Linked DNA regions of Homo sapiens: regions 1 and 3 are each linked to region 2. The links are chromatin contacts, found by Hi-C or POLR2A ChIA-PET in ENCODE. All regions are on one chromosome and are shown on one strand. Each heading gives the region's core, a stretch centred on a gene start or an enhancer-like site at or near the end of the contact. The rest is flanking DNA. Distances are from core to core; before and after follow the strand shown.

Region 1 (3,780 bases), core at 234-2,733, 1.0 Mb before region 2:
TGACGATGGACGTGTGGATAGCCTGTATGTGTATATCTGTGCTCATGCTTCTAACACACATCCACCCTATTATGGACACGTTTATACATCTTCATGCCATGGTATTTTGTACCTTACTGCAGACCCTACCAACGCTTCAGTGAGGTTCTGGCAGCTTTGGGTTTTTGGAGGCTATTTGTCTGTTGCTGCGGGGACGGCTTTCAGAAAGAATGATCGCTTTGGGGGAATTGTACCCTGCTTTCCTGCGCAAATTCCAGCGGCTGGAGTTTGAGGCCCCTAGCAGATAACCCTTCTGCCCCTACCCCCATGAGTCTACATACAAGAAATACATCTCTAAAGAGGTAATAAGCCTTTCCGGTGTGCATGTTACAGATCTCTTAACCTTATATATACACAGATGGTCCATCACTTACCGTGGTTTCACTTACGATGTTTCGACTTCATGATGGGTTCACTGGGACTTGACCCCATTTTTTTTTTTTTTTTTTAGACGGAGTCTTGCTCTTGTCGATCTCTGCTCACTGCAACCTCCGCTTCTTGGGTTCAAGTTATTCTCCTGCCTCAGCCTCTTAAGTAGCTGGGATTAAGCGCCACCACGCCGAGCTAATTTTTGTACTTTTAGTAGAGATGGGGTTTCACTATGTTGGTCAGGCTGGTCTCGAACTCCTGACCTCAGGTGATCCGCCTGCCTCAGCATCCCAAAGTGCTGGGATTACAGGTGTGAGCCACCGCGCCCCCTGACCCCTTCTTAAGTGGAGAAATATCTGTATCTGCATGCCCACAGGGGAGCTCCTAATTACACCATGTGCCGCATCCAAGCCACAGGCCGGTGATGTGAAGACACCCGATCCAAGAAATACAATAGCATTAAGAAAGAAAAAATGCTGCCATGGATACTACCAAACGCCAAATGACTCTAACACGTAGGCTAATTGCAAGGACCTTAAAATCGCAAATAAAAAGGCGCCTGTAGGTCGGGCGCGGTGGCCCACACCTGTAATCCCAGCACTTTAGGAGGCGGGCGGATCACCTGAGACCAGCCTGGCCAGCATGGCGGAACCCCATCGCTACTAAAATACAAAAATTAGCCAGGAGTGGTGGCGCATGCCTGTAATCCCAGCTACTCCGGAGCCTGAGGCAGGAGAATCGCTTGAACCCAGGAGGCGGAGTTTGCAGTGAACCGAGACAGCGCAACCGCACTCCAGCCTGGACGACAGAATGAGACTCCGTCTCAAAAAAAAAAAAAAAAAAAAAAAGCGAGGGCTGGAAGTCTGGAGCAGGTGCGCGGCTGCAACGGCAGCCGCGGGAAGCTCGGGCCGGCAGGGTTTCCCCGCACGCTGGCGCCCAGCTCCCGGCGCGGAGGCCGCTGTAAGTTTCGCTTTCCATTCAGTGGAAAACGAAAGCTGGGCGGGGTGCCACGAGCGCGGGGCCAGACCAAGGCGGGCCCGGAGCGGAACTTCGGTCCCAGCTCGGTCCCCGGCTCAGTCCCGACGTGGAACTCAGCAGCGGAGGCTGGACGCTTGCATGGCGCTTGAGGCAAGTTCGGGGCTCATTTTGGAAGTTTTCTTTCTAGCACAGACATCCAACTCTGCTCCTATGCCAGTCAGATAATTAAGGAATTAAGTAATAATTGTGCTCTGCAAATTATGATAGTGATCTGTATTTACTACGTGCATATATTTTGGGCCAGTGAATTTTTTTCTAAGCTAATATAGTTATTTGGACTTTTGACATGACTTTGTGTTTAATTAAAACAAAAAAAGAAATTGCAGAAGTGTTGTAAGCTTGTAAAAAAATTCAAACAATGCAGACAAATGTGTCTCGCAGTCTTCCACTCAGTATCATTTTTGTTTGTACCTTATCAGAAATGTTTCTATGTACAAGTCTTTAAAATCATTTCGAACTTGCTTTGTCCACTGAGTATATTATGGACATCTTTTCATGGCAGGACATATAGATGTGTTAATGGCATTAAAAATAAAACAAAAAACTGATTCGGCCGGGTACGGTGGCTCACGCCTGTAATCCCAGCACTTTGGGAGATCGAGGAGGGAGGATCACCTGAGGTCAGGAGTTACAGACATGGAGAAACCCCGTCTCTACTAAAAATACAAAATTAGCCTGGCGTGGTGGCGCATGCCTGTAATCCCAGCTACTCGGGAGGCTGAGGCAGGAGAATCGCTTGAACCCGGGAGCGGAGGTTGCGGTGAGCCGAGATCGCACCGTTGCACTCCAGCCTGGGCGACAGAGCGAAACTGTCTCAAACAAACAAACAAAAAAACCTGATACATGGTATGGGAAGTACATTGTTTAAACAATGCATGGAGATTTAGGTTGTTTCCAGTTTTTACTGGCACAGATACGGCAATGAATATAATTTTATGTATACATTCATACAAATATATCGGTGGAAAATTCCTAGAAGTGGAATGGCTGGGTCAGTGGGCATTCATATTGAGAAATTGGAAGGATGTTGTCAAACTCTGCAAATCAGAGTATTTTAGTCTTAACCTCTCTTCTTCACACCCTTTTCCTTGGAAGAAAGCTAAATTTAGACTTTTAAACACAAAACTCCATTTTGAGACCCCTGAAAATCTGGGTTCAAAGTGTTTGAAAATTAAAGCAGAGGCTTTAATTTGTACTTATTTAGGTATAATTTGTACTTTAAAGTTGTTCCAGAAAACAAGGCAAATACTGAAAAGCATTTCATCTGAAGTTTCTTTCTGGTATTGAACAGAGTTGGATGGAGAGTGAATGCAGGTTACCGATGTGTTCGCAGGAACAAAACGGGAGGGAGAGTAACACAGGTGCACGGCTTCATATTGATTTATCAAAGAACTTGCTTTTGGACTGTTAAAAAATGTGTTGCACAGTTCTGACACTTTTACACAATGATGAGCTTACAAAGGGGAAAATGCTTAACATAAACATAGTTTCAAAGAAGGTAAGTCCTAGTTTTTCCACGAGCTGTTTTTTTTTTTGAGAGAGAGTAGTCCCAAAATTTCCCTATTATGTGGTTTTTCATCCAAAGTGTTGTAATCCGTGTGTTCTAACCCGCATATTACGATTACTCAAGAAATGCAAAATAGGCCGGGCGCGGTGGCTCACGCCTGTAATCCCAGCAATTTGGGAGGCCGAGGCAGGTGGATCACGAGGTCAGGAGATCAAGACCATCCTAGCTAACACGGTGCAAACCCATCTACTAAAAATAAAAAATATTAGCTGGGCGTGGCGGCAGGCGCCTGTAGTCCCAACTACTCGGGAGGCTGAGGCAGGAGAATGGCGTGAACCTGGGAGGCGGAGCTTGCAGTGAGCCAAGATCCGGCCACTGCACTCCAGCCTGGGCGACAGAGGGAGACTCCGTCTCAAAAATAAAAATAAAAATAAAAAAAGAAAAAAGAAATGCAAAATAATGTGAACACGTCATCGAGACTGCGGTCTACAATTGTGGTTGCCATGATGGGGTGGGTCGGAAGACACCGAGGCTGCTTGAATCATGTTCCTGGCAGGTTAATTTTGTTCCTTTTAGGGCATCTAAATGTTGGAGTTGGCTTTCCTGGCAGAGAGTCCAGTTGTGAGTGGAGTATTGGGTGGAGGCCCCACCCTCCCCAGGTTTTCTGCAGCTTGTTCCTGGCTCTTCTGGGGCTTCTCTGAGGACCCCGATTGGTCCTGGGGCTTCTTTAGTGGTGGGCCTGGGCCAGTTCCTTCCGTTGCTCACCTCTCCCCGAAGCTTAAGGATAACATTTCGGGAAGATCATGAGAGAACGTGAACCAAAAAAA
Region 2 (3,911 bases), core at 996-3,495:
GGCCCTATGGGGGACATCAGCAGGCAGGGGCTCAGCAGCTAGCTCTGGCCTGGTCCCCCCTTCCCCTCCCCTTCCCGGCCCCACCACCTGCATCCGGGTCTTAATCACATCCAGAGGAGTGTTTCCAAAGACACTGGCTGCGCCTGCAATAGCTCCGAAGACCCCAGTGATCAGAGGGTTCATGGGCTTGTTGGGGTTGTCCCCTGGATATAGGAGGGGTGAGGTGGGTCAGAGGGTGCCGGGAGGGGCCTGGATCAGCACTTCAAAAGGTGGGTGCCCGCCACCCAGGGGTGGCCCCAAGGAGAGGAGAGGAGCTGGCCATGTGCAGAGATGGGGCCCTGTGATGCAGACACACCTCGGTACCAGTTGCGCAGGGAGGTCATGACGAAGAAGCGGATGGCCTGGTTCGAGCCCTGCTTCAGGACAGTGGCTGTGAGGCCCTGGTACGTCCCCTTCAGCCCTGCGGGAAGGCAGGCACGGGGTTACCCTGCAGCCTCTCAGGCCCCGGTTGGGAATTGGTGTGTGTGGGGGGTGGGTGTTGCACAAAGCCCAAGGCAGGATGGGAGGTGCAGGCCCTTCCCACCCTGGCCCAGGTCCCTGAGCCCTATCAGGAAGGTCGAGTGGCTCACCTTGTTCCCGCACAATCTCCCTAACCCCGTGGAAGAATCCTCTGTACTTGGGGTTTGGGGAGGTCTGGTCGTGGATGAACTTCACCTGAGAGAGAGAAGCAAAGGCGCAGGTTCTCGGCTGCCACCTGGGTGGGTCCTGGCTAGCTGGCAGGCCCAGGGCCCATCCAGGGTGGAGGGAACTGGGAACTCTTCCCCAGGAAGCAGTGCAGCCAAGGCCGCCCTGGGCTGCCCACACGGACCATGCCCCGGGACACAGGGCAGCCCACACGGACCATGCTCTGGGACACAGGGCAGCCCTGTGAGCAGCCTCTCCCTTTATGTTTGCTGCTCTTTTCCAGTTTTGGCAGTGAAGGTGTCATTTTGTTTTCTGCTTTATAAAAGTATTTTTTAAAGACTTTAAGGCTGCCTTTAGCATAGACTCAGCCTCCACGGGTGGCCCTTCGTGGCAGGCGTCCTGCCCCAGGGCCCCGCGGTCACCCCGCCGGCCTTCCCTGGCGTCCAGGAGACCCTCCCCAGCTTGCCGGTTGCCCCGGGAGCACCGGGCCAGCGGGGCCGCCCGTCTCCGTACTCCCTGCGTGTCCGGGGTCCTCGCCAGGACCTTCCCCACCTTGATGGTCTCCATGGGGCACACGACCACCACGGCCTCGGCCACGCCAGCGCCCAGGCCGCACAGCAGCCCACGCGTGCTGTCCAGCCGTCCCTGGGCATCCCGCATGTGGTTGCTGAGGAACTCGAACATTCCAAACCTGGAGGCGGGAGGCGGGTGAGAGGGGCTGCCGCGGCCGAGCCCCCCTCCCGCAGCAGCCACCGGCCGGGCCTCACCTGACGGCCGCCTTGGGGATGGAACCGTAGAGCAGGGAGCTAAGGCCGCGGTACAGGCCCAGGACGCCATGGCTGCGAACCGTCTGCCGCACGCAGTCCCCTGGGGGAGGGGGCGGTCAGGACCCCACGGCCCTCGGTGCCGCCGCCCTGGGTACCCGCCCCCCGCGGCGCCGCGGCCTCCCCCTCCTCACCGATGCCCCGGTACCGCGGCGGGTGCGAGCGCTCGTCCAGCTGCAGCTGCGTCTTCACGTACTCGGTGGGGAAGGTGATGCAGATCTCGATGCCACCCGCCAGGCCGCCTGCAGGGACCGGGAACCCGCTCCTGAGACTCCCGCCCGGCCGCTGGCGCTCGGGCCCCTCCCCCGTCCCGGACTTCGGTCGGCGCGGCCGCCGCGCCAGTGCCGCGGGGAACATAGGCTGGGGCCCCACGCCCCCATGCCCTCACCCCGTTGTCCCGGCGAGGCGCAGGGGGTGACAGACGGGAGGCGGGCGAGTCCCAGCGCGCCGGGTGGGGACCAGGACCGCGCCTCCACGACTCCCCAGCCCACGGCCCAACCCGGAAGTGGGGCGGGGCCTCAGCGTCCCGGGCCCACCCAGAAGCGCGGCGGGAGAGGGGTCCGCGTCCCGGAGGGGCCCACCTGCCAGGATCGCCTTCCCCGGGTGCGTCAGCTTGGCCTTCCCGGACGCGGGCGCGGCGGCCGCCAGAGCGCGCGGGGCGCGGGGCGCGGGCATGGCGGGCGGGAGGCGGGGCGCCCTGTGGCGGCTTCGGGTCCGAGACTCCAGAACTCCGCGCTCGGTCCGCGGTGGCGGCGGCGGCCGGTTATGGTCCCAGGGGCGGGGCGGCCGCGTCAGCTCCAGGTCCCGCCCCGCGTGGTCCGAGCCAGGCCCCGCCCCCAGCCCGCCCCGTGCGGGCCGGGAAACTGAGGCCTGGGCGGGGCGCGCCGAGGCAGGCGTAGGGGCGGGGCCAAAGCGCAGCCAATGGCCGAGGCCGAGTCCCTGGGCGACCGCGAGCGGCGGGACGGGGGCGGGGCTGCGGGAGGCGGAGCCGTGGCCCAGCTCCGAGCAGTGGGTCAAGGTGCACTGTGTGCCGCGCCGCGGGATAGCGGGCCTCGGGTCTGCGCGACTGTCGAGAGCGGCGGGATCCCCAGGGATCCCGGAGGCCAGGGGCACACCCTCCCCGAAAACACGTGGGGCTAGCCCAGTCCCAGAGGAACTCTAACGTTTCAAACCTGGAGGCGGGAGGCGGGAGGCCGGTGAGAAGGGGCTACGCCGCCGGGCCCCCCTCCCGCAGCAGCCACGGGCCGGGCCTCACCTGCCGGTTCCCACCCACACCTTTCCCGGTTGTAGTTTCTGCGCTCAGCGAACAAGGTCAGGAAAGACCACAAATGCAAGCGGCTGTATTCTCCTAGGCAGCTTGTCTGGGCAACGGAGGTCCCACACCCCAAAGAGGACCCAGCAAATCTTTAATGGACTGCGGGGCCTAGGAAACTGGCCCGTCCCTCCTACCCATACCAGCACCAAGCAGAGCACCTTTGCCTGGATAAACCGACTTTAATATTTATGATTGCCAAGAGGCTGAGAGTCCTTTTATGAGGTCCGGTACCTCCAAACAAGACGTGTTCATGTAGTCTTCAAACTGGCCTGGAGGGGGCAGCTCCAGCCAGTCGGAGGCGCCCAGGAGGAAGGCCTGGCTCCAGCAGGAGGGCCCACAGTCCAGTCTCTGTTGTCGGCTAAAGCTGGTCTTGCGCCGTCAGCCTCTACCCTGGCCTCCCCAGGCTCTGGGATGGCTCAGAGGTTGCCGTCATTGGGTTTCAGCAAAAATAAATATTGTCCAGGTGTCCCTGCCTCCCATTGCGTCCCCTGTGCTGCTGGAGTGACATGCTCCTTGGAGAAGTTAGTAACTCTGCAGGTAGGGTGGGTGGTGACAACGCCCACTACACGCGGAAGTTGTACATTGGAGGCTGGCGAAGTTGGGAGCAGAGGCATATCCATAGGGGAAGCTGGCAGGGGCTGGGCCCACGGCAGGGCCTGCAGAGGGGGAAGCCCACAATGAGCAGAGCTCTTCCTGCCCATGGGGGTCCTCTCCTGGCTGCCCCTGAGTAGCCCGGGGCCCAGGGAGCAGGGTCTATAGGACCAGCCCTTACCACCCAGACGCTGAGGCCCCAAGAGAGCAGGCATCCAGAGGCAAGGAGCGTGGGGTCAGCCAGAGAACCTGGCCTGGCTAGAGGATAAGCTAGTCTCCAAATGGGACACTTACTTAGTGCAATCAGCTGGGTCTCATTCATGCCCATCAAAATCTAAAAAAACCAGAATGACATTAATGGTGGAAGGACACACTCAGCCGGACGCTGGAGACCCGCCGGCGTGCTGCACACTCACACCACACCCTCAGGCCTGTGTTTGCCCCACAGTGTCCAAGCACCCCACAGCCTCTCCAGTCTGCTCGACAGCCAGGCTGCC
Region 3 (3,858 bases), core at 1-2,500, 1.2 Mb before region 2:
CAGACCCCTTCGTCCCGGCTACCTACTGAGCAAGCGGGGTGGCGGCTCACCAGTGCCGCATGCCAGGCGGAGGGTCTCGCTGCGGCTGGCTTTCTGCTAGGCCAGGCAAGCCCGGTTCCGTGTAGGGCTCCTCAAGATGGTTTCTTAGCTGGGAATTTCCCATGTGCCCCGGAGACCTCCAAAAGCGCGGTCCCCTCGGAAGGCAGCCAGGGAAGGGGCATCACTGAGACTAGAGGCGAAGGCGGCTGCGATCGCCCGGCCGCGCCCACCGCCCCCACAAACGGAAAGGCGCGCCGGGGTCCTCTCGGCCACCTACCTGCCAGGGTCGCAGGAGCCCACGCTTGGCGCACGCTAGCTCCAGGCCGGGGCAGCGGGACGGGGAGGCCCCGAGGGCCAGGCCGCGGAGGCAGGACCCGGCGGAGCCTCGGCCCGGAGCCTGCGGACTCCGGTAAAGACAGAGACCTCCCCCGCCCCAAAAAGCACCCCCCGACCCCGCACCCAGAGCCGGGCTAAGCCCCCACCCTCCGCCTCCCGCCTGAAGCGGGCAGCCTCCCCGCGCTTCCCCGCGCCTGCTGCCCCGGAACTCAGGACCAGCCGGCGCACCTGGCCACGCATCCTCCGGCGGGAGGTGACCACACGGGAACGCGAGGCGGGGGCTTCCTCGCGCCCCGCCGGCCGGACGCAGGGTTATAAGCGCAGCCGGAAGGAGGCGCCCGCGCCGCGGCGGCTCCCGGCTTCGGCACTGCCCGGGCGGGAGGCTCGGCGCGCGTCCGCTCGCGGGGCCACCCGCTCCAGAACCGCCCGCCGGAACCAGCCCGGTGCCCGAGACCCCGAGCTCGGGCGCGAGCAGGATGCGGCTCCCCGGGGACGGTTGGCGCGGGTCGGAGTCCCGAAGCCCCGTTCTTACCTCTGCCTCATACTGCGGTGTCCCTCGGCGCCGGCGTCGCTGTGGCGGGCCAGTGCCGCCCTGTTCCGCAGCCCGAGCGTCCGGCGCGGTAGGTAGCAGCCGGAGAAGCGGCGCAGCCGGGGGATGGGCGGGCACATGGAAGGGCGGGGGTTGTGGCCCTCGGGCCGGACCACGGGACCCCAGCCTCGGGGGCGAGATATCTCAGTACACCTCGAAAACTGGCAAGCGGCCCCCGTCCTCAGGGACTCCATTGCTACTTGCACGCTCAGTCTTGCCAGAATCTCACGGGATATGTGCAAAAGGCAAAGAAATAAGCTGTCGCCACGCCCTTCGTCCTCTCCGTCCCCCTGCAGGATCCATATGGTACATTCCTCAAAGCCCAACGGGAGACGGGAAAGAACTGATTGGTTGGGAATCTTGGAAGGGGCGAGAAGCCACATGAAGTGGCCAATGGAGAAACCCGGTGGGCATATCAAAGCCTGCCCCCGGAGAGAAGAGAGGATGTATTTAAAGGGGACTTGTTGGCCGGGCGCGGTGGCTAACGCCTGTAATCCCAACACTTTGGGGAGCCGAGGCATGCGGATCACTTGAGGTCAAGAGTTCAAGACCAGCCGGGCCAACATGATGAAACCCTGACTCTACTGAAAATACAAAAATTAGCCGGGCGTGGTTGCACGGGCCTGTAGTCCCAGCTACTCTGGAGGCTGAGGCAGGAGAATCACTTGAACCCGGGAGGCGGAAGTTGCAGTGAGCCGAGATGGTGCCACTGCACTACAGCCTGGGCAACAGAGCGAGACTCCATCTAAAGAAAGAAAAAATAATAATAAAGGAGACTTGTTTGTTGCTCTTAGTTGCCGCAAAATGAAACTAGGATTTTCATTCTAGTTGGGAAGCAAAGAGGTTAGGGGGAATTTCAAATTTTTGGAGGAGGGCGCTAAGAGAAAATATAGAGCAGAGGGCGGGCGCGGTGGCACACGCCTGTAATCCCAGCACTTTGGGAGGGAGGCCGAGGCGAGCAGATCACAAGGTCAGGAGCTCGAGGCCGGCCTTACCAACATGGTGAAACCCCGTCTCTACTAAAAATACAAAAAATAGCCAGGCATGGTGGCGCGCGTCTGTAATCTCAGCTACTTAGGAGGCTGAGGCAGGAGAATCGCTTGAACCCAGGAGGCGGAGGTTGAACTGAGCCCAGATCGTGCCATTGCACTCCAGCCTGGACAACAGAGTGAGCCTCTGTCTAAAAAAAAGAAAACGAAAATATAGAGCGAATTGAACCAAATATATCTTGTATGACCTTGAGCAGGTAAGTACAACCCTCGGCCTCAGTTTCATCATCTGGTCCAATGAGGATACTGGAATGCACTTGGTGTCTGATGGCCTTCACACACTTCATGTGTGATCCTATCATCCTTTGCACAGGAATAGCAATACCTGCAAATATTCTTCAACTTTGAGCATTATCCACTATCTTAAAGAACTTTAGGCTGGGCGCGGTGGCTCACGCCTATAATCCCAGCACTTTGGGAGGCCAAGGCAGGCAGATCACGAGGTCAGGAGATCCAGACCATCCTGGATAACACGGTGAAACCCCATCTCTACTAAAGATACAAAAACAAAATTAGCTGGGCGTGGTGGTGGGCGCCTGTAGTCCCAGCTACTCAGGAGGCTGAGGCAGGATAATGGTGTGAACTCGGGAGGCGGAGCTTTCAGTGAGCCAAGATTGCACCACTGCACTCCAGCCTGGGCAACAGAGCAAGACTCCATCTCAAAAAAAAAAAAAAAAGAACTTTAGTTGAAAGTCGATAGACTTTCTGACACCTACTTTCAGCGACAGTATCAACCCCACCTTTGGTAAAGATGAATCCTGTCTTCTTTCTGGGTCCCTCATCTCTTAGAGAAGAATATTCTTCTTATGTGTGGGGCCCTCCACCTCCAAGTAGTTCATAATTTCTACTTCTCCAGGAAGCACCCCTTTCTCTTCCTTCTCCCTTCCTTCTCATAATCAGACAAAACTTCGATTAATAATTCATTCACCCAATGAGCTGTCCACAATTCCTGCCTTCAGCAACAAACCCCACTGCTCACCCCTCCCTAGAGCTGCGAAAGTGCTCGTCCCTAACTCAATCTGTGACAACCATTCAACCACACATGGCCAATTGTGCTTTCATCCACACTACAAGCCAAATTTCAGACTTTCTAACCACTCCTTGGGGTCTGCTCTGTTTTAGAGCTTTACACCAGCCTGCTAGGCTTACAATTTGGCTACCAAGCTTCAGCTCCATCTTCTTTAGTTCAGAACTTTTCAACCTCCCAACAGCTGGTCACCCCACTGCCACTCAACCAGCTTCCAATCACGCAGGGAGTCTGGGATACCCTTTCTTTATTTTTTTTTTTTTAAGATGGAGTCTCGCTGTGTTGCAAGTCTGGAGTGCGGTGGTGCCATCTCAGCTCACTGCAACCTCCGCCTCCCGGGTTCAACTGATTCTCCTGCCTCAGCCTCCCAAGTAGCTGGGACCACAGATACCTGCCACCACACCTGGCTAATTTTTGTATTTTTAGTAGAGACAGGGTTTCGCCATGTTGGCCAGGATGGTCTCGATCTCCTGACCCTGTGATGTGCCTGCCTCGGCCTCCCAGAGTGCTGGGATTACAGGCATGAGCCACTGCGCCTGGCCCCTGGGATAGCCTTTCTAATACCTCCAGATAACTCATCTTCCAACTATAATCCAAAGAGCTCTGGAAAGTGCATCCCTCCATGAAGCCTTCCAGATTGATTGCCAGAAGCTGCTAGCTTACAGAGCTTCCATTTCTACTCTGTGCCTTGCCATAACCCAACTGTCCATGCTCTCTGCCCCAATATACATTTCTTTTTTTTTTTTTTCTTTTTCTTTTGAGACTGAGTTTCGTTCTTGTTGCCCAGGCTGGAGTGCATGATCTCGGCTCACCACAAA

What was found. Hi-C counts contacts between places; a loop is a spot of excess contacts on that map. ChIA-PET counts read pairs that join two places held with the same protein, here RNA polymerase II (POLR2A). Pooled maps may share reads with other maps.
Region 1: a pooled map shows a loop between it and region 2 (5-fold over the local background). The contact joins the promoter of USP18 here to the promoter of SLC25A1 in region 2. A Hi-C loop is called at or near these places in 5 of 50 pooled maps. POLR2A ChIA-PET finds 5 or more read pairs at or near these places in 2 of 52 experiments (RWPE1 and activated CD4-positive, alpha-beta T cell).
Region 3: a loop to region 2 is called in a pooled map, with 3 times the contacts of the local background. The contact joins the enhancer-like site here to the promoter of SLC25A1 in region 2. A Hi-C loop is called at or near these places in 1 of 168 maps with a recorded cell type or tissue (posterior vena cava) and 3 of 50 pooled maps. POLR2A ChIA-PET finds 5 or more read pairs at or near these places in 1 of 52 experiments (B cell).

Annotation. Positions count from the first base shown.
Region 1 is chr22:18,148,687-18,152,466 of GRCh38, forward strand. It overlaps USP18 (ubiquitin specific peptidase 18), which reads left to right and starts at 1,484. Exons shown (of 11, transcript NM_017414.4): 1 at 1,484-1,536. It overlaps LOC124905076 (a long non-coding RNA gene), which reads right to left and starts at 528. Exons shown (of 2, transcript XR_007067999.1): 1 at 414-528. RefSeq lists an enhancer at 1,225-1,544.
Region 2 is chr22:19,176,491-19,180,401 of GRCh38, forward strand. SLC25A1 (solute carrier family 25 member 1) reads right to left here and starts at 2,246. Exons shown (of 9, transcript NM_005984.5): 1 at 2,090-2,246; 2 at 1,643-1,750; 3 at 1,452-1,551; 4 at 1,237-1,375; 5 at 630-714; 6 at 356-460; 7 at 88-203; 8 at 1-4. The coding sequence starts at 2,183. It overlaps CLTCL1 (clathrin heavy chain like 1), which reads right to left. Exons shown (of 33, transcript NM_007098.4): 32 at 3,709-3,748; 33 at 2,983-3,479. The coding sequence ends at 3,729. RefSeq lists silencers at 1,463-2,542, 2,743-2,842 and an enhancer at 1,544-2,291.
Region 3 is chr22:18,000,486-18,004,343 of GRCh38, forward strand. All of the region lies in intron 1 of MICAL3 (microtubule associated monooxygenase, calponin and LIM domain containing 3), which reads right to left. Among named protein-coding and RNA genes, the nearest start is that of MIR648, 21 kb to the left of the region's middle. RefSeq lists silencers at 251-360, 491-680, 691-1,070 and an enhancer at 1,006-1,702. Within about 2 kb of position 1,251, at least 41 of the 41 ENCODE cell types and tissues checked have a DNase peak (open chromatin) inside an H3K27ac peak, as active enhancers do; they include B cell, where a contact is called at or near this core.